Regions from separate parts of the Homo sapiens genome. Here regions 1 and 2 are each linked to region 3. The links are chromatin loops, found by intact Hi-C in ENCODE. Cell type or tissue: mammary epithelial cell. All regions are shown on one strand.

What was found. A loop is a pair of places that touch in the nucleus more often than their neighbours do. Peaks named below come from ENCODE experiments on the same cell type or tissue, not always from the same donor. Only the 100,000 strongest peaks of a DNase experiment are listed, where the experiment ranks them.
Region 1: it touches region 3 in a loop (20-fold over the local background); 2 of 110 quality-filtered maps call a loop at or near these places.
Region 2: it touches region 3 in a loop (22-fold over the local background); 6 of 110 quality-filtered maps call a loop at or near these places.

Annotation. Positions count from the first base shown.
Region 1 is chr5:97,874,370-97,882,369 of GRCh38, forward strand. LINC02234 (long intergenic non-protein coding RNA 2234) reads left to right here. Exons shown (of 3, transcript NR_146299.1): 2 at 7,061-7,198. Among named protein-coding and RNA genes, the nearest start is that of LINC02234, 38 kb to the left of the region's middle. In mammary epithelial cell, a CTCF peak has its summit at 3,385 (motif pointing right); no DNase peak of the experiment used is centred here.
Region 2 is chr5:97,293,464-97,301,463 of GRCh38, forward strand. No RefSeq gene overlaps it. Among named protein-coding and RNA genes, the nearest start is that of RIOK2, 110 kb to the left of the region's middle. RefSeq lists enhancers at 4,283-4,402, 4,443-4,492, 4,503-4,562. In mammary epithelial cell, a CTCF peak has its summit at 3,814; no DNase peak of the experiment used is centred here.
Region 3 is chr5:98,346,248-98,354,247 of GRCh38, forward strand. No RefSeq gene overlaps it. Among named protein-coding and RNA genes, the nearest start is that of LINC01846, 190 kb to the left of the region's middle. RefSeq lists a silencer at 3,398-3,692. In mammary epithelial cell, a CTCF peak has its summit at 3,646 (motif pointing left); a DNase peak (open chromatin) is centred at 3,264; H3K27ac peaks cover 564 bases.

The sequences.
Region 1 (8,000 bases), 470 kb before region 3:
ACACACAGAGAGAAGAAAAAAGAAGGGAAGAAGGGAGAGTGAGAAGGAGAAAGGAAGGAAGGAAGAAAGGGAGAGAGGGAGGAAAACACAACTTTGGTTTATAAACACAAAAATGATTTTTAATGGATAAGAATGCTAGTCTCTCTCTTTACATAAAAACATCTGAAACATACTCCTTTGCTTTTGAGATAGCATGATAATCAGGAAGATACAGTTCAGCAGGAAAAAGATTAAGAGAAACTAAGAGTAGTACATAAAGTGAAGAAGGAACATATCCACGGAGAATTGGCTTCTGTCTCAAAAATTTTCCCAAGTTGTACAGATGAGTCAGAACTATAAATTTAATAGTTCAGTAAATTCCAGAACAATGTGAAAATTATACACAGACATGAAAGTAGATGGTGAACAGCAATCCTGCAACACATGCAAGCAGATGAACAGATAGAAGATCTAGCTAGAGTGTGGGAATAAATTTGCATGAAGTATGAACGTTGAAGAGTTTTTCTTCAATATGATTATTGTGTGTGCCTCGACAAATGATTTACTAGTCTCTCATGATTTGATGTGCCATTATGGATAAAGATATTTACAGATAATTTACATCTCTTATGGAAATAATTTCCCTTCTAGTACTTGTGAGTGGGAGCAATATTTGTAAATAACAACAATTAAATATTGAAAGCTATCATTTCTTTTTCCTGAAAATTTAGGACTAAAATTCTATAAATGTCCTCTTATGATAGAAAAATTAGAGTTCTTCATATTATAAATTAAATATTGAGGTTACATGGTAGATAACAATCATAAATTCTGGCTCCCATCTTGGCTTTTTACTTCTGCTTTAAGAATACAGAATTAGTGAACATTCTCGAGTGAGTGACATGGAAGTGATACTTTATCATAAAAATGCTTTATTTATTGTATACACTATTAGAAACTTTGTTATTTATTTTTATTAAAATGTTCTTTCTTTGGTTATTTCCAAGAGCCAACATATCTATTACATTTTTACATTTGGGTTAAGGACCCCTATAGTCGGCTGAGGGTCCATTCTTCCAATGTAAGTGATTCTTATAAATGGAAATGGAAGTTTAGTGTGTGCAAAAGATGTGAAAAATAATATTGCTTCTATGTGCTATACCTACATTTTAACTTTTACTCAACTGAGTGTGTATTTCTGATTCTTCCATTGAGGACATTTTATAACAATCAAAGAATATGAGCAAGCTATAATTGTATATATTCTTTCTTAGAGATAGTCCTGGTTCAGTGTAAGCTGGAAGCTGGTGTTCATTTATATAGATAGTTTATATGGAGGGCATGGGATAGATATGTGAGAAGAATGTTTTCTGAAGATATTGTTTGAGGCAAAATAAAAGGTGGGAGTGGAAGACAGACAGAAATAGAAGGAACAGCATGTACTCCAAGCCTGGATTCTGGGACTTGTTTGACTGTACCAGGAAGAGAGGCATTTTCACCATTTCCATAAGAGCCAGTGTGACTCAGGTTCAGCAAAGAATTGAGGGAACGTAGCAAAGTTTTGTGACTCCTAACCTTCATGCTTTGCTTTGGGTAAAAATGGGCAAAGTATGCCCTGGGAAAGGTAGTGTTATTCTTGGGGAATCCATGGTAAGCAAGGAGACCATGACAAGGTACAAGGGAAGAAAGACCTTGGCAGGAAAGAAGGAGCAGCACTGGGAGGAAACAGAATCCAGGCATTATTGTCGCATAAACTAGTTATTCAGCACCTCCCATGTGCCCAGTGATAAACTAGGGACAAGAGATAAAGCAATGAATACAACATATTAAATGTATGCTCTGAAAGGGTTTATCTCTCCATAAAGGGAGAAGGAATACAGATAAATAAAATGTGTACATACAATATAACATAAAAGTATAAAGAGAGGACTGTGTATTCTTTGATAACATAGAAGGAGCAAGTAGTGTTGGCAAGGATGTGGAGAAAAGGGAACCCTTATACACTGTGAGACTATTAATTGGTACAGCCATTAGGGAAAGTAGTATTAAGGTTCTTCAAAAAATTAAAAAAAGAGCCACTACATGATCCAGCAATCCCACTCCTGGGTACGTATCCAAAGCAAATAACATCACTATCTCAAGATATGTGCACTTCCACATTCACTGCAGCATTATTCACAGTAGCCAAGATATGGAACCCATCTAAGTGTCTGTCAACAGATGAATGAATAAAAATGGAAAACTATTAAATCTTTAAAAAGAAGGAATTCCTATCATTTGCATTAACATGGATGAACCTAGAAGGCATTATGCTACGTTAAATAAGCAGGCACAGAAAGCAAATACTGTATGATCTCACACATATGTCGAATCTAAAGAATCAAAGTTGAGAACAGAGAAGGAGTCAGGTGCTGGATCACAAAGCTGGACAAAGCTTAATAAGGAGGTTGCCTTTATCCACAGGAGAATTAGAAGCCGTTGAATGGTTTTAATGAAAAGAGATGAATTGGTTAGATTTGTATTTTAGAAAGACAACTCTGAATGCAGTTTTGAGAATGTTTTGTGGGGAGGTTAAAAGCAAGAAATCAGGATACAGGATGCTTTAATAAGAGTATAGGAGCAAAATGATGATTCATAAATACTCATGTAACACAAGGAGTCTCACTGAGACTGGATAACCCAGCACCACAGCCACAAGATGCTGGGAGCCACTTCTGCCACTGTCAGTGCTGGAATGACTTCTATTCCATCTCCTGCTTCTGTGGGTCACTCATTCCAGACTCAGAGGCCCTTGGTTTCTGCCCATTTTTGAAGCTTGTTTCTTCAGCCTTCTTATTGACAATGATATTGGAGATTGAGATGAAGAGGAATGAGTAGATTTGAGATAATAGCAAGTGGAGTGAGCATGACTTGGTAATTAGATGGTAGGGAGGAAGAAGAGAAAAAAAAATAAAAGAAAAAGAGGCAGGTTTGGTGTGGCAACTCTGGTTTTGGGCCATGTCAGTGAGTTAAGCATGGAAGGTTTGAGGAAATGCATAGTTGGTTTGGGACACTATAGTCAACCTTCATCATTTCTTTTATCTATCATCTGAATACAAATTAGAGGGGAATCTCTAGATGGAAAGAAAACATAGGAGCAAAGGGGAGCAGATATTCTTTCTCTCAGTTGCTCGTCAGCTAGAGCCTAGGTGAATGACTTGAACTCAGCCGATTGGATGCTGCCCCTGAATCTGGAATTACAGATTATTTGACAGTGTCGAATCCTGGAAGATGTCAAGATATATTAGGATTGAAATGTGGCACTTGCTTTTAAAACAGTGTCTCAACCTCAGCACATTTTGGACTCGGTAATTCTTTATTTTGAGGAACTGTTCTGTCCATTGTGGGATGTTTAGCAGCTTCCTTGGCCTCTACCCACTAGATGCCAGTAGTATGCCTCGGTTGTGACAAAATGTCTTCAGCCATTGCCAAATGTCTCAGGGGAAAAAAAAAATCCCTGATTATTTGTTTGGCAAGAGTAGTTCCAGTGGCACAATTGAGATGGAAGCCAGACAGCAGTAAGCTTAGGAGTGAGGTAGAGAAGAGGGCAACCCTATGGTTACTGCAGATTACTCTTTAAAACTGTTAGATGAAAAGTACAGCTGAGCTATAGAATGGTAGCTTGAAGGGAGAAGAAACATAAGCATGCTTAAATGTGAATGAGGAAGCCAACACACGAGGAGAAGGATGCAGAAGAGGGGATAATTCATACTTCAATGGCCCTAAAAAGATGAGAGGTGCTGCACACTAATAAATGCTACTCAAGTCAGGTCCAAGAACTGGTCTTGATTCATCAACTGTTACTGATTTGTGAGGTGAGGTACAGAAATTGAAAATAAGCATTCAGAAACTTTTATACTAATTTTACACAGTCATTTTGTATTAGTTGAATCTAATAAAAATGTCAGCTTGTATTGATTGAGAATTTTAAAATTTTTGGTTGTTTAAAGATAATTTGAGGAACACTGCTCTAAAGTGCAGGTAGAAAGATTACACTCACATAAGAGTGACAAATACTTCATTCTAAGCCAGGAGAAGGAGAAAAGGGCAGTACAAGAAAAAGAAAGTAGTATTAGTTTCCTTTTTATTTTTTTAAATAAAGACATAATAATTGTAAATATTTTGGAGTAAAGTGAGATGTTTTGATACATATATACATTGTGGGATGATCAAATCCAGGTATTTAGCATTTTTAAAATTGCAAACACTCATTTCTTTGTGGTAAGAACAAAATCCTCTCATAGCTATTTTAAAGTGTAGCATGCAATCTTGTTAACTTTACTCACCCTTCTTCTGTCTCTATTTTCTTTGCAAAGTCAGACAAAATATCATCCACTAAAAGTTAGATGGGAAGTGGTTGATTCAATGGTTTAAGAAAATGGAGCACGGAAAAATATGCTGTGAGGTATGGGAGAGTGTCCTGACCAGAGGAACATAGAAAAGTGTCTGGTTATTGAAAACTCATGAGTGGTCAGATCTATGCATTTCCATTGCTGCCAAACAAGATGCCGGGGAAGATTTCCAGAAATAGTTTGGGGAAATGTTTGTAGGGTGGGATGCCATGTGTGAGCAAGTGGGAGACAATGTGCCCAAAATATTTGGTGAATACACGCTAAGGTAACATTAGTTCATAACAGGCTGGTAAGGAGGGGGAAATTTTTAAAGATTATTTTAAATATTTATACTTAAACATATTACACATCAGATTAGTGGATGGTATTCAAATGTTTTATTTTATCAAGCCTTCTGAGAAAGCCATTTTAGACACATTTATAATGTAAAAACTGAAGTCTGAGAGATTAAGTCTTCTTGTAATCATGTAGTAAACTAGAGTAAAATTGGGGCCAGATTTCAATTTCTGATTCCCTATCTTTGACTCTTTTTTAACTCTATAAAAGCATTGAAAAAGACATGTAAAAACTCCCATTATACTGTAACAAAATAAAGACACGTGTTCTTTTCAATAAGAGAGAGTTTCTGGGATGTCTGTGAGTTTTATCAGAATGTTTTTTTTTTCAGATTGCTCATTTTGTCTAGTGTTTCAAATACAAAAGTCCACCTGTGAATCAGCTTTAGAATATTAAGTTCATTGTCTTCTAAGAATGCAGTTTTACAATAGATTTGACTGCTATTCTTCTCGTGTACAGTCAGAAGTACATAATAATGATAATAACACCTTACGTTTATGTACTGCTTCACAGTTTCCGAAGTGCTTTCATGTACATTATCTTATATGAGCTTCGTAATAGTTCAGTGAATATATTTATTGGTGCTTTGTTTTATTCATGACTGACATATTGACATTAGTCATACATATTCTGTTTATTCAGATGGTTAGCTATACAAAGCTTTAATCAGACAAACAGAAAGATACAGAGCAAAGAGCACTAAAATGTTATTTATAATTCTGAATTGCTTAGTTTCCTTTTTTTATTTGGTTAAATCATCAAAAATGTGCCTTTAACCTATTTAGGAATAGCAGTATTTAAATATATAATCTTTATATCTAGTCAGTGCGCTCCAGATCATTAACAGGGTAATGAATGAGTATTTTAAAATTGCAAGCTATTTTAAGGTATTATTTGTGAATTTGTAACAGTAAGTATTTTAATAAGATTGAAAAATCTAAGAAAAATATATTTTGAAATTTTGTTTCTCATTATATAGAAAATCCATATTTATTTAGAAATTTAAAGGAATATAGAATTTAATTAAATGATTGCCTTTTAATATTAGTTACACTACACAAAGATGTTTCATTTGCATTAAAAAGGTGTACAATAATATGCTATAACTCTAAAGTTATTCACAATTTATTCTTTCTTTAAAAATCCAGAAAAAAATAGGGTATCTTGAAAAATAACAGAATATACCAATTTAAAGTTACTCTGTTTTAATTTTTAGGGTATTTAAATATTTATTTTACATAGAAATTAACTTACTAATTTTTCTCCCTTTCTAAAAATTATAGATTTATACTAACAGTTTAAAGAGAAAGTTTTGGATGTATTTATTTATTTATTTTTATCTCATATTTCAGAGGAAAATATTTTTGAGCAGAGTAAACTAAAAATAAAAATCAAATCAATCTCCACATTTCCTTTATTTATTGATGTGTGTGTTATATAGTGTGGTCTCATGGTATTTGCATGACATGTGCAGTATTGAAAAATGGCTAACAAGTACAATGAGAGATGTTGATTTGTCATCAAAATATATCTTTCATATTTGTCACACTGAATATTGTTGCCTATACTCTTAGGCTGTTTTAGAAAGTTATTCTTTCTGTAGAACAGTATGAAAAGTAGAAACACCACTTTTTAAAAAATTGCCTATACATTCTAAATTTTTTTAATTATTAAATTATTTAGACCTCTATCAAAATTGTATTCCAAAATATTATATTATAAAATTAACTCTAGTAAATTGTAGATATATTGGAATAATATTAAACAGAATTTGACACTTTTGGAAATCAGTTGCTTGTGATTGTATCTCATTAATAGGACAATGTATACATTATTTTGCCATTTTGAATTTATTATCAGCGTGGAAAAGAGCTAAATTTTAGTCATTAGTAAAATAGAAAAGCTTTTGATAATCTCTTAGCATCATGCTAATTAGGTTTACTATCCTAGAAAATATATCAACTGAAGGCTGTAGCTAGGCAGCTTAATATCTGCCCCTCAAAATTTGATAGAATAGATATAATAGGTGTCACGAGGCATAACTAATCACCTAATGTAAAAAAACAAATAATGAACTATGTTGTAAATATTCTGAATATACTCTAATTGCTTCTTCCTAACCAAATTCACATTATTATAGAAAATTATAATACATTTGGATAAAATTCCGTAATATATTTCAATTGTACTCATCAACACATTTAGTGAGACATTCTTTTATTATACTTTAAAATTCACATAAATTAATAGGAGTTTTTAAAGAGATTGTGAAAAGTGACAGCACTGTGGAAACATACAATTACACTAAATTTTTATCTTTCCTTTGACAACAAATCTCTCTTGAATCCATTTAGGATTTTAAAACAATCTATCACCTATCTTTGACCATATGGACTAAAATTGATATCCACCAATAGACACTGATGCCTGCAAGTCAACAGCATAAAGAGTGGTAAAGTCAGTGCTGCAAAAGATGAAATGTTTTTAATGTGGTAAGTAGACAAAACTGTTACTGCTTTGTGGGTAATACATATAAAATATAACACTGAGTATTTGAGAAATATATAGATGAGAAAAGTTAGCTACCACCTTTTGTTCTCATTCTTTTATTTAAGCTTTTGCAAAAGGAATAATCCTGTATATTTATATATGTTAATCAAGAGACCACCTTTAAACATCTGGCCAATGTCAAAATTTAAACAATGCAACAATTATTTTGGGGACAAAATTGATTCCATTTCTGTTCTGTTACTTATTGTACTAGCTATAAAAGAACAGATGTTTGACATATATAAATTTATTTTAATAGTTTCATTAGGTCTTTATCTGCAGTTTGTCAGTGTGGCTCTACAGATATATTCAACCATCTGTTCCTTGGACCTGTGTTTCATGTAACTTACAGGAGTGTATTAATTTTATTGGATCAGTCATTAATCAATCAGAAGTTTGTTTGCCCTGCAGTGTTCCCAAAAGACAGACTTCATCAGAAAAAAAAAAAGACACTCACTAGCTTGTTAAATAACCTTTTCATTTTTAATGTAATTTCTCCTATGTAGTTAACAGTCACAGATTTTGAAAAAGCATATTACAGAAGACTTTTTGGTTTCGAAACCAAAATTCATTTACCTCAGAGCTTCCATGAGCATTACTCAGAAATATCCATAGACAGTATTTTTAAGAATTTGTTTTTTTTCTGACAAAAGGAGTGATACAAATTTACATCTATGTTATCACTTTTGCATCTGCTTTTGAAATGATACATTGTGAAACATTTTTAGAATACTATGAATTTGT
Region 2 (8,000 bases), 1.1 Mb before region 3:
ATGTATTTTTATATTGTCAATCTCTTAAAAAGTTGTAGTTACTAATTTTTGGTAGGTTTGTCTTTTAGTCTTCCTACTAAATATCAGTATTTTACACACTGCAATTATAGTTTTAAAGTATTCCATATTTGTCTGTGTACTTATTATTATCAGTGATTTAGTTTTATACCTTTAGAGGATTTCTTATTGTTTATTCACATCTTTTTCTTTCAGATTGAAGAATTCCCTTTAGTATTTTTTGTAAGACAGATCTGATATTTGACAAAATCTCTCAGCTTTTGTTTTCTGTGAAAGTATTTATTTCTCCTTCATGTTTGAAGGATAATTTTGCTGGATATATTATTCTAGGTTGAGTTTGTTTTCCTTCAGCACTTTGAATATGTCATTTCACTCTGTCCTAGCTGGTAAGGCTTCTGCTGAGAAGTCTGCTGCCAGACATATCAGAGCTCCTTCATATGTTATTTGCTTCTTTTCTCTTGTGGCTTTTAGGATTCTTTCTTTATCCTTGCCCTTTGAGAGTCTGATTATTATATACCTTGAAATCATCTTTTTTGGGTTGAATCTTATTGGTATTCTGTGACCTTCTTGTACCTGGGTATTCTTATCTTTCTCTGTGTTTGAAAAGTTCCCTGTTATTATTTCTTTTTTTTATTTATTATTATTATACTTTAAATTTTAGGGTACATGTGCACAATGTGCCGGTTAGTTACATATGTATACATGTGCCATGCTGGTGCACTGCACCCACTAACTCGTCATCTAGCATTAGGTATATCTCCCAATGCCATCCCTCCCCCCTCCCCCCACCCCACAACAGTCCCCAGAGTGTGATGTTCCCCTTCCTGTGTCCATGTGTTCTCATTGTTCAATTCCCACCTATGAGTGAGAATATGCGGTGTTTGGTTTTTTGTTCTTGTGATAGTTTACTGAGAATGATGATTTCCAATTTCATCCGTGTCCCTACAAAAGACATGAACTCATCATTTTTTATGGCTGCATAGTATTCCATGGTGTATATGTGCCACATTTTCTTAATCCAGTCTATCATTGTTGGACATTTGGGTTGGTTCCAAGTCTTTGCTATTGTGAATAATGCCGCAATAAACATACGTGTGCATGTGTCTTTATAGCAGCATGATTTATAGTCTTTTGGGTATATACCCAGTAATGGGATGGCTGGGTCAAATGGTATTTCTAGTTCTAGATCCCTGAGGAATCGCCACACTGACTTCCACAATGGTTGAACTAGTTTACAGTCCTACCAACAGTGTAAAAGTGTTCCTATTTCTCCACATCCTCTCCAGCACCTGTTGTTTCCTGACTTTTGAATGATTGCCATTCTAACTGGTGTGAGATGGTATCTCACTGTGGTTTTGATTTGCATTTCTCTGATGGCCAGTGATGGTAAGCATTTTTTCATGTGTTTTTTGGCTGCATAAATGTCTTCTTTTGAGAAGTGTCTGTTCATGTCCTTTGCCCACTTTTTGATGGGGTTGTTTGTTTTTTTCTTGTAAATTTGTTTGAGTTCATTGTAGATTCTGGATATTAGCCCTTTGTCAGATGAGTAGGTTGCGAAAATTTTCTCCCATTTTGTAGGTTGCCTGTTCACTCTGATGGTAGTTTCTTTTGCTGTGCAGAAACTCTTGAGTTTAATTAGATCCCATTTGTCAATTTTGGCTTTTGTTGCCATTGCTTTTGGTGTTTTAGACATGAAGTCCTTGCCCATGCCTATGTCCTGAATGGTAATGCCTAGGTTTTCTTCTAGGGTTTTTATGGTTTTAGGTCTAACGTTTAAGTCTTTAATCCATCTTGAATTGATTTTTGTATAAGGTGTAAGGAAGGGATCCAGTTTCAGCTTTCTACATATGGCTAGCCAGTTTTCCCAGCACCATTTATTAAATAGGGAATCCTTTCCCCATTTCTTGTTTTTGTCAGGTTTGTCAAAGATCAGATAGTTGTAGATATGTGGCATTATTTCTGAGGGCTCTGTTCTGTTCCATTGATGTATATCTCTGTTTTGGTACCAGTACCATGCTGTTTTGGTTACTGTAGCCTTGTAGTATAGTTTGAAGTCAGGTAGTGTGATGATACCAAAGTCGGGCAGAGACACAATCAAAAAAGAGAATTTTAGACCAATATCCTTGATGAACATTGATGCAAAAATCCTCAATAAAATACTGGCAAACCGAATCCGGCAGCACATCAAAAAGCTTAGCCACCATGATCAAGTGGGCTTCATCCCTGGGATGCAAGGCTGGTTCAATATACGCAAATCAGTAAATGTAGTCCAGCATATAAACAGAACCAAAGACAAAAACCACATGATTATCTCAATAGATGCAGAAAAGGCCTTTGACAAAATTCAACAGCCCTTCATGGTAAAAACTCTCAATAAATTAGGTATTGATGGGATGTATTTCAAAATAATAAGAGCTATCTATGACAAACCCACAGCCAATATCATACTGAATGGGCAAAAACTGGAAGCATTCCCTTTGAAAACTGGCACAAGACAGGGATGCCGTCTCTCACCACTCCTATTCAACATAGTGTTGGAAGTTCTGGCCAGGGCAATTAGGCAGGAGAAGGAAATAAAGGGTATTCAATTAGGAAAAGAGGAAGTCACATTGTCCCTGTTTGCAGATGACATGATTGTATATCTAGAAAACCCCATCGTCTCAGCCTAAAATCTCCTTAAGCTGATAAGCAACTTCCACAAAGTCTCAGGATACAAAATCAATGTACAAAAATCACAAGCATTCTTATACACCAACAACAGACAAACAGAGAGCCAAATCATGAGTGAACTCCCATTCACAATTGCTTCAAAGAGAATAAAATACCTAGGAATCCAACTTACAAGGGATGTGAAGGACCTCTTCAAGGAGAACTACAAACTACTGCTCAAGGAAATAAAAGAGGATACAAACAAGTGGAAGAACATTCCATGCTCATGGGTAGGAAGAATCAATATCGTGAAAATGGCCATACTGCCCAAGGTAATTTACAGATTCAATGCCATCCCCATCAAGCACCCAATGACTTTCTTCACAGAATTGGAAAAAACTACTTTAAAGTTCATATGGAACTAAAAAAGAGCCCGCATCGCCAAGTCAATCCTAAGCCCTGTTACTATTTCTCTGAATAAACTTCTCTCTCTCTGTCTCTGTCTCTGTCTCTCTCTCTCTCTCCTTCCTCTTTAAGGCCAACAACTCTTAGATTTGACCCTTTGAGGCTGTTTTCTAGATCTTGTAGGTATGCTTTCTTCTCTTTTCTGTCTTCTCTGACTGTATTTTCATACAGCCTATCTTCAGGTTTACTAATTCTTTCTTCTGCTTGATCAATTCTGCTCGCTAAAGACTTTGTGTTTATTTTTCAATTTGTCAATTTAATTTTTAAGCTCCCAAATTTCTGCTTGATATTTTAAAAAATCAATTACTCTTTGTTAAATTTCTCTGATAGAATTCTGAATTCCTTGTCTGTGTTATCTTGGAGTTTGTTTAGCTTCCTCAAGACGGCTATTTTGAATTCCCTGTCTGAAAATTCGTATATCTCTGTCACTCTTTAGTCTGTTTGGTGAGGTCATGTTTTCTTGGATGCTCTTGATCTTTGTGGACATTAATTGATGTCTAGGCATTGAAGAGCTAGGTGTTTATTACAATGTTTGCAGTTTGGACTTGTTTGCACCCACCCATATTAGGAAGGCTTTCCAAGTATTCAAAGCGAATTGAGTGTTGTGATCTAAGATTTTGGTCAGTGCAGCCATATCTACATTAGGGCGCACCCCAAGCCCAGTAACGCTGTGACTCTACAAGAGTCACAGAGGTGCCTCTGTGACAAGAGTCACAGAGACTCCTAGTGGTACCGCTTTGGTGGTGGTTTGGATAAGATCTGAGAGAATTCACTGGATTATCAGGCAGAGACTCCTGTTCTCTTCCCTTGCTTTCCCCCAAACAAATGAAGTCCCTGTGCTGAACTGCCTGGGGTTGGGGAAGGGGTGTCAAAAGCACACCTATAGCCACCATGACTGGGACCCTGTTGGGTCCAACTTATAACCAGCCCAGGACTGGGTCTTGCTAAAGGTCTGTGGTCACTATTGCCTGGCTAAAGCTGATGTTTATCAAGGGCCAAGGGCACTTTAGTCAGGAGGTGATGAGTCTAGCCAGGCTTGTGTCTTTCCCTTCAGGTTAGCAAGTTCTCCTCTGGCCCAGGGTCGGTGTATAAATGCTGTTCAGGAGCTAGGGCCTAGAGTCAGGAGCTTTAGGGCTCTTCTTGATGTTTATTTTACTGTGGCTAAGCTAGTACCCAACTTCTAAGACTTAAGTCCTCTGTATTCTTCCCTCTCTTTTCCCCAAGTAGGAATCTCTCCCCAAGCTGCACTGCCAAGAGTTCTGGGAGGGGTGACATGAGTAATCTCTTAGCTGCCACAGCTGGTGTTACACTTGGTCACATGCACCCCAAGTCCCATTGCCTCTGAGATTAGTGCAGCACCAGGCCTTGCCCAAGGACTGTAGTCCTTTGGGCAGATGGCCACTCAGTTTTATTCTCTTACCTGCCACAGCTGGTATAACACTGGGTCACATGCACCCCAAGTCTTATTGCCTCTGAGACTAGTGCAGCACCAGGCCTTGCCCAAGGACAGTAGTCCTTTTCGCCAGATGGCCACTCAGTTTTATTCCAGGCCCTAGGTCACTTTAGTCAGCCAGTGGTGGAACCAGCTGTGATCTGGGTTCCTCCTGCTGGGGCTGAGAGTTTCCCTCCGGCCCAGGGCTGGTCTAAATGTTTCCTGTCGATACCAGCAAAGCTCTCTGCCTTGCATTGTGTTTTGCTATGACAGGTAGCACTGAGTTCCAATGCAAAGTTCAACACTGACTTCACTCTGGTTTCCCAAAGCATAGTAATTATCTGGACTGTACTGCCACGAAATGATGGAAGGGTGGTATAGGCAATGCAAGACTGCCTTTCCTACCTTCTTTAATGCCTCTTTCCTTGATATTTTGTTAAAAGCAGGTACAGTAATCACTCACTTTTTTTTTTTTTTGGTTCTTATGAGGATGCTTTCTTGTGTAGATAGTTGTTCAATTTGGTGTTCCTGCAGGGGGGTGATCGCTAGAGAATTTGGCCATGTTGCTATGCCTCTTTTGTCTGTCTAATACATAAGCTCTTTATTTTCATTTTTTATATTTTTAGACAGTCTTGTTCTGTCGCCCAGGCTGGAGTGCAGTGGCATGATCTCGGTTCACTGCAACCTCTGCCTCCCGGGTTCAAGCAATTCTCCTACCTCAGCCTCCCAAGTAGCTTGGGTTATAGGTGCATGCCACCACACCCAGGTTGTTTCTGTATTTTTAGTAGAGCGGGGTTTCACTATGTTGGCCAGGCTGGTCTCGAACTCCTGACCTCGAGATCCGCCTGCCTTGGCCTCCCAAAGTACTGGGATTACAGGCGTGAGCCACCATGCCTGGCCCTGGTATTTAATACTGAAGCAACCATACGACCAAGCAGCAGGTATATACCATGGGATATATACCTGGGGGTTTATTGTTGTGTGCTGAGAAAGAATTCAGGACACGGACACATGTGGGTGGGTTAAGGAGTGGAAATGATAGACACAAGAAAGGGGAGAGGAGAGAAGCGGACTGCAGCAAATTTTATAGGCAGGCTGGAGACGATGGTGTCTGATGTATGTAGGGCTCACAGATTGGTTCTATCAGATATGATGTCTACATAGTGCACAGGGAAGGCTGGTGGCCCCACCCTAATATTATTATGCAAATGGACTTTCCAGTTGATCAGTGCCATCTTGTCTGCTCTTTACTATACTCTTGGCTGACAAAGAAGAAGGAAGATGAAGCCGCCATTTTGAACATGTCTAGTCCCTAGTTGCTGCTGGCCTTGACCCAGGCAAGCTCCCAGCTTGCTTATCTGTGTCTGCAGCCTGATTTTACAGGCTGATTTTACAGAAAATGATGTGGGGCTGCTTTTCATTAAAAAAAAAAAAAAAAAAAGAAAAGCCTTACCGAGGGCTCTCATGCTCTTGCTATTAGCCTAAGTAATTCCTTCTTAACTCCTATATCAATACTATCAGATTTAAAGTGATATTTTCATTTCAAATTTTAAATTTTAAAAAAAATGAAATTAAGGAAATATCAATTAGATTTAATTTTTTTGGATCAGAAAAGCTTGTTTGTCATAATTGATTTTATTTTATTTTTTATTTTTTTATTTTTTATTATACTTTAAGTTGTAGGGTAGGTTGCCATGTTGGTGTCCTGCACCCATTAACTCGTCATTTACATTAGGTATATCCCCTAATGCTATGCCCTCCCTCCTCCCCCTACCCCACGACAGGCCCCAGCATGTGATGTTCCCCTTCCTGTGTCCATGTGTTCTCATTGTTCAATTCCCACCTATCAGTGAGAACATGCAGTGTTTGTTTTTTTTTCTTTGTGACAGTTTGCTGAGAATGATGGTTTCCAGCTTCATCCATGTCCCTACAAACGACATGAACTCATCCTTTTTTATGGCTGCATAGTATTCCATGGTGTATATGTGCCACATTTTCTTATTCCAGTCTATCATTGATGGACATTTGGGTTGGTTCCAAGTCTTTGCTATTGTGAATAGTGCTGCAGTAAACATACATGTGCATGTGTCTTTATAGCAACATGATTTATAATCCTTTGAGTATATACCCAGTAATGGGATGGCTGGGTCAAATGGTATTTCTAGTTCTAGATCCTTGAGGAATCACCACACTGTCTTCCACAATGGATGAACTAGTTTACAGTCCCACCGACAGTGTAAAAGTGTTCCTATTTCTCCACATCCTCTCCAGCACCTGTTGTTTCCTGACTGTTGAATGATCGGTGTTCTGACTGCTGTGAGATGGTATCTCATTGTGGTTTTGATTTGCATTTCTCTGATGGCCAGTGATGACGAGCATTTTTTCATGTGTCTTTTGGCTGCATAAATGTCTTCTTTTGAGAAGTGTCTGTTCATGTCCTTTGCCCACTTTTTGATGAGGTTGTTTGTTTTTTTCTTGTAAATTTGTTTGAGTTCTTTGTAGATTCTGGATAGTAGCCCTTTGTCAGATGAGTAGGTTGCAAAACTTTTCTCCCATTCTGTAGGTTGCCTGTTCACTCTGATGGTAGTTTCTTTTGCTGTGCAGAAACTCTTGAGTTTAATTAGATCCCATTTGTCAATTGTGGCTTTTGTTGCCATTGCTTTTGCTGTTTTAGACATGCAGTCCTTGCCCATGCCTATGTCCTAAATGGTATTGCCTAGGTTTTCTTCTAGGGTTTTTATGGTTTTAGGTCTAACGTTTAAGTCTTTAATCCATCTTGAATTAATTTTTGTATAAGGTATAAGGAAGGGATCCAGTTTCAGCTTTCTACATATGGCTAGCCAGTTTTCCCAGCACCATTTATTAAATAGGGAATCCTTTCCCCATTTTTTGTTTTTGTCAGGTTTGTCAAAGATCAGATGGTTGTAGATGTGTGGTATTGAGAGGTGACAGCGTGCTGGCAGTCCTCAGAGCCCTCGCTCGCTCTCGGTGCCTCCTCTGCCTGGGCTACCACTTTGGCAGCACTCGAGGAGCCCTTCAGCTCACCGCTGCACTGTGGGAGCCCCTTTCTGGGCTGGCCAAGGCCGGAGCCGGCTCCCTCAGCTTGCAGGGAAGTGTGGAGGGAGAGGCGTGAGTGGGAACCGGGGCTGCACGCGGCACTTGCGGGCCAGCTGGAGTTCCAGCTGGGCATGGGTTTGGCGGGCCCTGCACTTGGAGCAGCCGGCCGGCCCTGCCGGCCCCAGGCAATAAGGGGCTTAGCACCCAGGGCAGCGGCTGCGGAGGGTGTACTGGGTCCCCCAGCAGTGCCAGCCCACCAGTGCTGTGCTTGATTCCTCGCTGGGCCTTAGCTGCCTTCCCGTGAGGCAGGGCTCGGGACCTGCAGCCCACCATGCCTGAGCCTCCCACCCCCTCCGTGGACTCCTGTGTGGCCGGAGCC
Region 3 (8,000 bases):
AGAAGAAAAGAGAGAAAAATCAAATAGACGCAATAAAAAATGATAAAGGGGATATCACCACCGATCCCACAGAAATACAAACTACCATCAGAGAATACTACAAACACCTCTACGCAAATAAACTAGAAAATCTAGAAGAAATGGATAAATTTCTCGACACATACACCCTCCCAAGACTAAACCAAGAAGAAGTTGAATCTCTGAATAGACCAATAACAGGCTCTGAAATTGTGGCAATAATCAACAGCTTACCAACCAAAAAGAGTCCAGGACCAGATGGATTCACAGCCGAATTCTACCAGAGGTACAAGGAGGAACTGGTACCATTCCTTCTGAAACTATCCCAATCAATAGAAAAAGAGGGAATCCTCCCTAACTCATTTTATGAGGCCAGCATCATCCTGATACCAAAGCCGGGCAGAGATACAACCAAAAAAGAGAGTTTTAGACCAATATCCTTGATGAACATTGATGCAAAAATCCTCAATAAAATACTGGCAAAACGAATCCAGCAGCACATCAAAAAGCTTATCCACCATGATCAAGTGGGTTTCATCCCTGGGATGCAAGGCTGGTTCAACATATGCAAATCAATAAATGTAATCCAGCATATAAACAGAACCAAAGACAAAAACCACATGATTATCTCAATAGATGCAGGAAAGGCCTTTGACAAAATTCAACAACCCTTCATGCTAAAAACTCTCAATAAATTAGGTATTGATGGGACGTATCTCAAAATAATAAGAGCTATCTATGACAAACCCACAGCCAATATCATACTGAATGGGCAAAAACTGGAAGCATTCCCTTGGAAAACTGACACAAGACAGGGATGCCCTCTCTCACCACTCCTATTCAACATAGTGTTGGAAGTTCTGGCCAGGGCAATTAGGCAGGAGAAGGAAATAAAGGGTATTCAATTAGGAAAAGAGGAAGTCAAATTGTCCCTGTTGGCAGATGACATGATTGTACATCTAGAAAACCCCATTGTCTCAGCCCAAATCTCCTTAAGCTGATAAGCAACTTCAGCAAAGTCTCAGGATACAAAATCAATGTACAAAAATCACAAGTATTCTTATACACCAATAACAGACAAACAGAGAGCCAAATCAGGAGTGAACTCCCATTCACAATTGCTTCAAAGAGAATAAAATACCTAGGAATCCAACTTACAAGGGACATGAAGGATCTCTTCAAGGAGAACTACAAACCACTGCTCAATGAAATAAAAGAGGATACAAAGAAATGGAAGAACATTCCATGCTCATGGGTAGGAAGAGTCAATATCATGAAAATGGCCATACTGCCCAAGGGAATTTATAGATTCAATGCCATCCCCATCAAGATACCAATGACTTTCTTCACAGAACTGGAAAAAACTACTTTAAAGTTCATATGGAACCAAAAAGCAGCCCGCATCACCAAGTCAATCCTAAGCCAAAAGAACAAAGCTGGAGGCATCACACTACCTGACTTCAAACTATACTACAAGGCTACAGTAAGCAAAACAGCATGATACTGGTAACAAAACAGAGATATAGATCAATGGAACAGAACAGAGCACCCAGAAATAACACCACATATCTACAACTATCTGATCTTTGACAAACCTGAGAAAAACAAACAATGGGGAAAGGATTCCCTATTTAATAAATGGTGCTGGGAAAACTGGCTAGCCATATGTAGAAAGCTGAAACTGGATCCCTTCCTTACACCTTATACAAAAATTAATTCAAGAAGGATTAAAGACTTACATGTTAGACCTAAAACCACAAAAACCCTAGAAGAAAACCTAGGCATTACCATTCAGAACATAGGCATGGGTAAGGACTTCATGTCTAAAACACCAAAAGCAATGGCAACAAAAGCCAAAATTGACAAATGGGATCTAATTAAATTAAAGAGCCTCTGCACAGCAAAAGAAACTACCATCAGAGTGAACAGGCAACCTACAAAATGGGAGAAAATTTTCGCAACCTACTCATCTGACAAAGGGCTAATATCCAGAATCTACGATGAACTCAAACAAATTTATAAGGGAAAAAGCAAACAACCCCATCAAAAAATGGGCAAAGGACATGAACAGACACTTCTCAAAAGAAGACATTTATGCAGCCAAAAAACACATGAAAAAATGCTCACCATCACCGGCCATCAGAGAAATGCAAATTAAAACCACAATGAGATATCATCTCACACCAGTTAGAATGGCGATCATTCAAAAGTCAGGAAACAACAGGTGCTGGAGAGGATGTGGAGAAATAGGAACACTTTTACACTGTTGGTGGGACTGTAAACTAGTTCAACCATTGTGGAAGTCAGTGTGGCGATTTCTCAGAGATCTAGAACTAGAAATACCATTTGACCCAGCCATCCCATTACTGGGTATATACCCAAAAGACTATAAATCATGCTGCTATAAGGACTCATGCACACGTATGTTTATTGCGGCACTATTCACAATAGGAAAGACTTGGAACCAACCCAAATGTCCAACAATGATAGGCTAGATTAAGAAAATGTGGCACATATACACCATGGAATACTATGCAGCCATAAAAAATGATGAGTTCATGTCCTTTGTAGGGACATGGATGAAATTGGAAATCATCATTCTCAGTAAACTATCGCAGGAACAAAAAACCAAACACCACATGTTCTCACTCATAGGTGGGAATTGAACAATGAGAACACATGGACACAGGAAGGGGAACATCACACACCGGGGACTGTTGTGGGGTAGGGTGAAGGGGGTGGGATAGCATTAGGAGATATACCTAATGCTAAATGACGAGTTAATGGGTGCAGCACACCAGCATGGCACATGTATACATATGTAACTAACCTGCACATTGTGCACATGTACCCTAAAACTTAAAGTGTAATAATAATAAAATAAAAAATTTTTTAAAATATATCAGACAAAAAAAAAAAAAGATCACTTGAGCCCAGGAGTTCAAGACTGTGGTGCCCTATAGTCATAATTCCAATTCGAAAATGGTGGCATAGAAACAAGCTGGCTTCGCTCCCTTTTACAGAAAACCAAAAACAAATATATAGCACCAAGATGATCACCAGCAATATCCTAGAACACAAATATGAGGATGAATCAGTTCCTGGAGCCAAAGAGAAGTAAAAAAAACTCCAGCAGACGGTAAGAGAGCCATATATTCATGACAATGACACCCCTCCCTGGAATCTGCCCTGCCCCAAGTATGTGGAAAATGTTGATTGACTCTCAGTTTCCACACTGGAGAAAGTGAGACTGAGGTTGACAGTCAGCTTCTCTACTTTCTTATGTTCCCTGACAGGAGACCTGTCCCTACCTCAAACTGTGGGAAGCATGGTGAGTGCCTAAAAGGAGAAACATCTCTGAGGACAGCCAAAGACAAAGTAGAGAGGCAGGACTAACATCCTGAATGCTAGAAACTGCTCTGTAATTCAGCCAAATGACATGCCAAATCGGAGTGGCTGCTTAGCAGTACCATGCTGTAGGAGGTACATTCCACGGGGCCCCTGAGCACAAATTACAGCCAGCCGTTCCACACTGCCAGGATATCCCCTTTGGGACCTCCCCTATTTCTGATGATCAGTCTCTGATAATTTGCTAGAGCAAAGGCAAACATGGGCTTAAAGTGCCATCTAGTGCTGAAAAGGAGGCACTGACCTAGCGGAAAAAAGTATAAGAAATTCAACAGGTAAATTATGAAGAATCTCTAAGTAAACATAGCCAATAAAAACCAAAACAAGCCAGGCAGAGAAAACTGGAATGAATAACTGTTAAATGCAAAGACATAGATGTACATTCACACACACACACACAAAAAAAAAACAGCGAAAAGGAAACCATGACCTCTCCAAACAGACAAAGCAAGGAACCAGTGACTGACCCTAACAAGACTGTTACATGAGCTCTCTGTCCAATAATTCAAAATAGGAGTTTGAAAGAAACTTAGTGCTCTCCAAGATAACACATAAAAGCAATTTATAAATTTATCAGATAAATTTTACAAGGAGATTGAAATAATAACAAAAGATCAAACAAAAATCTTGGAACTGAGAAACACATTTGCTGAATTCAAAAATTCATTGAAGGCTCTTTACAGCAGAATGTACCAAGCAGAGGAAAGAATCAGTGCTCCCAAAGACAGGCTGTTTAGAAGTACACAGTCACAGGAGAAATAACAAAAAAATAAAGTCAAAAGGAATAAAGACTACCTATAAGATATAGAAAATTACCTCAAAAGACAAAATCTAAGAATTACTAGTATTCAAAAGGCAGCTGAGCAAAAGAACAAGGTAGAACACTTACTCAAAAAATAATAACAGAAAAGTTTCCAAAACTTGAGAAAGAAATAAAAGTTCACGTATAGGAAGGACAGAGAACATCAAATAGGACTACGCCAAGACATATAATAATTAAACTCTCGAAGGCCAAAGACAATGAGAGGATCCTAAAAAGCAGCAGGAGAAAAAAAGCAAACAACATGTAAAGAAATGCCAATCATCTGATGACAGACTTCTCAGTGGAAACCACACAGGCCAGGAGGGAGCAGAATATTTTCAAAGTGTTGAAAAGAAAACAAAAAACAAAAAACAAAAAACAAAACCTGCCATTCAAAAACACTTTATCCAGCAAAGCTATCATTCAAATAAGGAGTCACAAAGTCTTTCCTAGGCAAACAAAAGCTAAGAGAATTCATCACCACCAGACTTACCTCACAAAAAATGGTAAAGGGAACTCTTCAATCTGAACAAAAAAAAAATACTAATGCGAAAAAAGAAAATATTTAAAGGTACAAAATCCACTGGTAAAATTAAGTACAAAATCATCCCCAGAATACTCCAATTCTGTAATTTTAGTGTGCAATCCACCCATAACTCTAGCATGAAGCCTAAAAGATAAATACATATAAAATAATATTAGCTCCAGAAACTTAAGAGATAGGCAATAAAAAATGTAAATTGAGACAACCAAAATCAAAATGTGGGATGATAGAGTCAAAATATAAAGATTGTTTTTAGTTTTTTATTTGTTTGCTTGTTTTTACTCTTTTTTGTGTTATCTAATACAAGTTGTCATCTCTTTAAAATAATTTGTTATATCTATAAGATATTTCACATAAGCTTCATGGTAACCACAATGCAAAAACCTATAATAGATACATTAAAAGTAAAAATCAACAAATTAAAACATACTACAAGTAAAAAAATCAATTAACAACAAAAGATGACAGGAAGAAAGAGAGAGAGGAGCTACAACACAACCAGAAAACAAGCAATGAAATGGCAGTAGTAAGGCCTTACTTATCAATAATAATGCTGAATGTAAATGGACTCAATTTTCCAATTAAAAATATAGAGTGACTAAATGAATAAAAAAGCAAGATCCAACTAAATTCTGCCTATAGGAAACCTCACCTATAAAATCACACCTAGATTGAAAGTGTAGGAAAAAAAAGATATTTCATGTGAATGGAAACCAAAAAGAGCAGCAGTTGCTATACTTACATGAGATAAAATAGATGACCAGAAAAGACTGTAAAAAGAGACAAAGAAGGTCTTATAAAGATAAAAGAGTCAATACAGAATGGAAGATAACAATTGTAAATATCTATGCACTCAACAGCAGAGTACCCAAGTATATAAAGCAAACATTAATATATCTAAAGGGATAGATAGACTGCAATATAATAATATACTAGTAGGAAACTTTAACACCCCTACTCTTAGTAATGAACAGATCATCTAGAAAGAAAATCCAAAAAACCATTGACATTAAACTATACTAAAATAAAAAGGCCTAACTGACATTTACAGAACAGTTGATCCAACTGCTGATGAATATACATTATTTTCATCAGCACATGGGATATTCTCCAGAATAGATGATATTTTAGGCCACAAAACAAGTTTCAACAAGTTCAAAAAGTTAGAAACAAAATCAAATATCTTTCTGACCACAGTGGAATAATACTAGAAATCAATAAAAAGAGGAAGCTCAGATAGTACACAAACACATGGATATTGACATGCTCCTAAATGACCAATATGGTCAGTGAATAAACTAAGAAGAAAATATAAAACTCTTTTGAAACAAATAAAAATGTAAGTACATTTCAAAATCTATGGGATACAGCAAAAGCGTACTAAGAGCAAAGTTTGTAGCAATAAATGCCTATATCAAAAAGAAGTTGAAAAAACTCAAGTAAACTAATGATGCACCTTGAAGGACTAGAAAAGCAAGAACAAAGCAAACATAAAATTAGTAGGAGAAAAGAAATAATAAAGATCAGGACAGAAATAAATAACATTGCAACTAAAAAAAAACAAAATCAATGAAACAAAAAGTTAGATCAAAGAAACAGAAGATGGATGAAACACATAGATTTTTGGAAAAAAAATAGGCAAAACTTTAGCTCAGCTAAGAATAAAAGAGAAGACCCAAATAAATAAAATTAGAAATTAAAAGGGGACATAACCACTGAGATTATAGAAATATAAAGAATTATTACAGACTATTATGAAAAACAGTATACCAATACGTTGAAAAACCTAGAAGAATTGAATGTATTCCTGGACACATATAAACTACCAAAACTAAACCATGAAGAAATAGAAAACCTCAACAAATCAATAAATTGAAGTCATAAGAAAATGTCACCCATCAAAGAAAATCCCAGGACTTGTTGTCTTCACTGCTGAATTCTACCAAATGTTTAAAGGATAACTAATATCAATTCTACTCAAACTCTTCAAAAAAAAAAAAAAAAGTGAGGAGGAATGAATACTTTCAGACTCATTCTGTGAGGCCAGCATTACCCTGATACCAAAACCAGACAAAGACACAACAAAAAGAAAAATACAGGCCAATATCACTGATGAACACAGATGCAAAAGTCCTCAATAAACTACTAGCTAACTGAATTCAGAAATACATTAAAAAGGTCTTTCAATATGATCAAATAGGATTCATCCCAGGGATGCAAGGATGTTTCAACATAGGCAAATCAATAAATATGACACATTGCATTAAAAGAACAAAGAACAAAAACCATATGATCATTTCTGTAGAATGCTGAGAAAGCATTTGATAAAATTTAGCTCCCTGCTTTATGATAAAAACCCTCAACAAAGGAATATACCTTAGAAGGAATATATTCTTCTGTGCAAAAGTAATTGCAGTTTTGCAATTACTTACCTTTAGTTACCTTTAATAGTAGAAACCACAATTACTTTTGCAGCAAATACCCTAAAATAATATAGATATAGCATATATAGTGTGTACATGTATGTATATATAAATACATATGTAAAATATAGTATAGAAGAAATATATCTTAAAATAATAAAGGCCATATATGTGACAAACCCACATCCAGCATCATACTGAATGGGGAAATATTGAAAGCCTTATCTCTAAGATCTCGAATAAGACAAGGATGCCTACCGACTTTCACCACTTTTATTCAACATAATACCAGAAGTTTGGGACAGAACAATTAAAAAGTGGGGAGGGGCATCCAAGTCAGAAAGAGAAGAATTCAAATTAGCCTTGCATACAGGTGGCATGATCTTACATTTGGAAAAATCTGAAGACTCCACCAAGAAATTGTTAGAACTGACCAATGAATTTAGTAAAGTTTCAGGATAAAATAATCAACAAACAAAAATCACTGACATTTATATACACCAACAGCAAATAATCCACAAAAGAAATAATGCAAGCAATCTTAATTACAATAGATACAAAAATATATAATACCCAGGAATCAATTTAACTGGAGATGAAAGATTTATTTTTATAAATAAGTTTTTCCTCTTGGAAAACTATAGAATACTGATAAAAGAAATTGAAAAAAACACAAAAAAATGGAAAGATATGCCCAGCTTATGAAATGGAAGAACTAATATTGCTAAAACAACAATTCTACCCAAAACAATTGCAGATTCTATGTAATCCCTATCAAAATACAAATAACACTCTTCACAGAAAT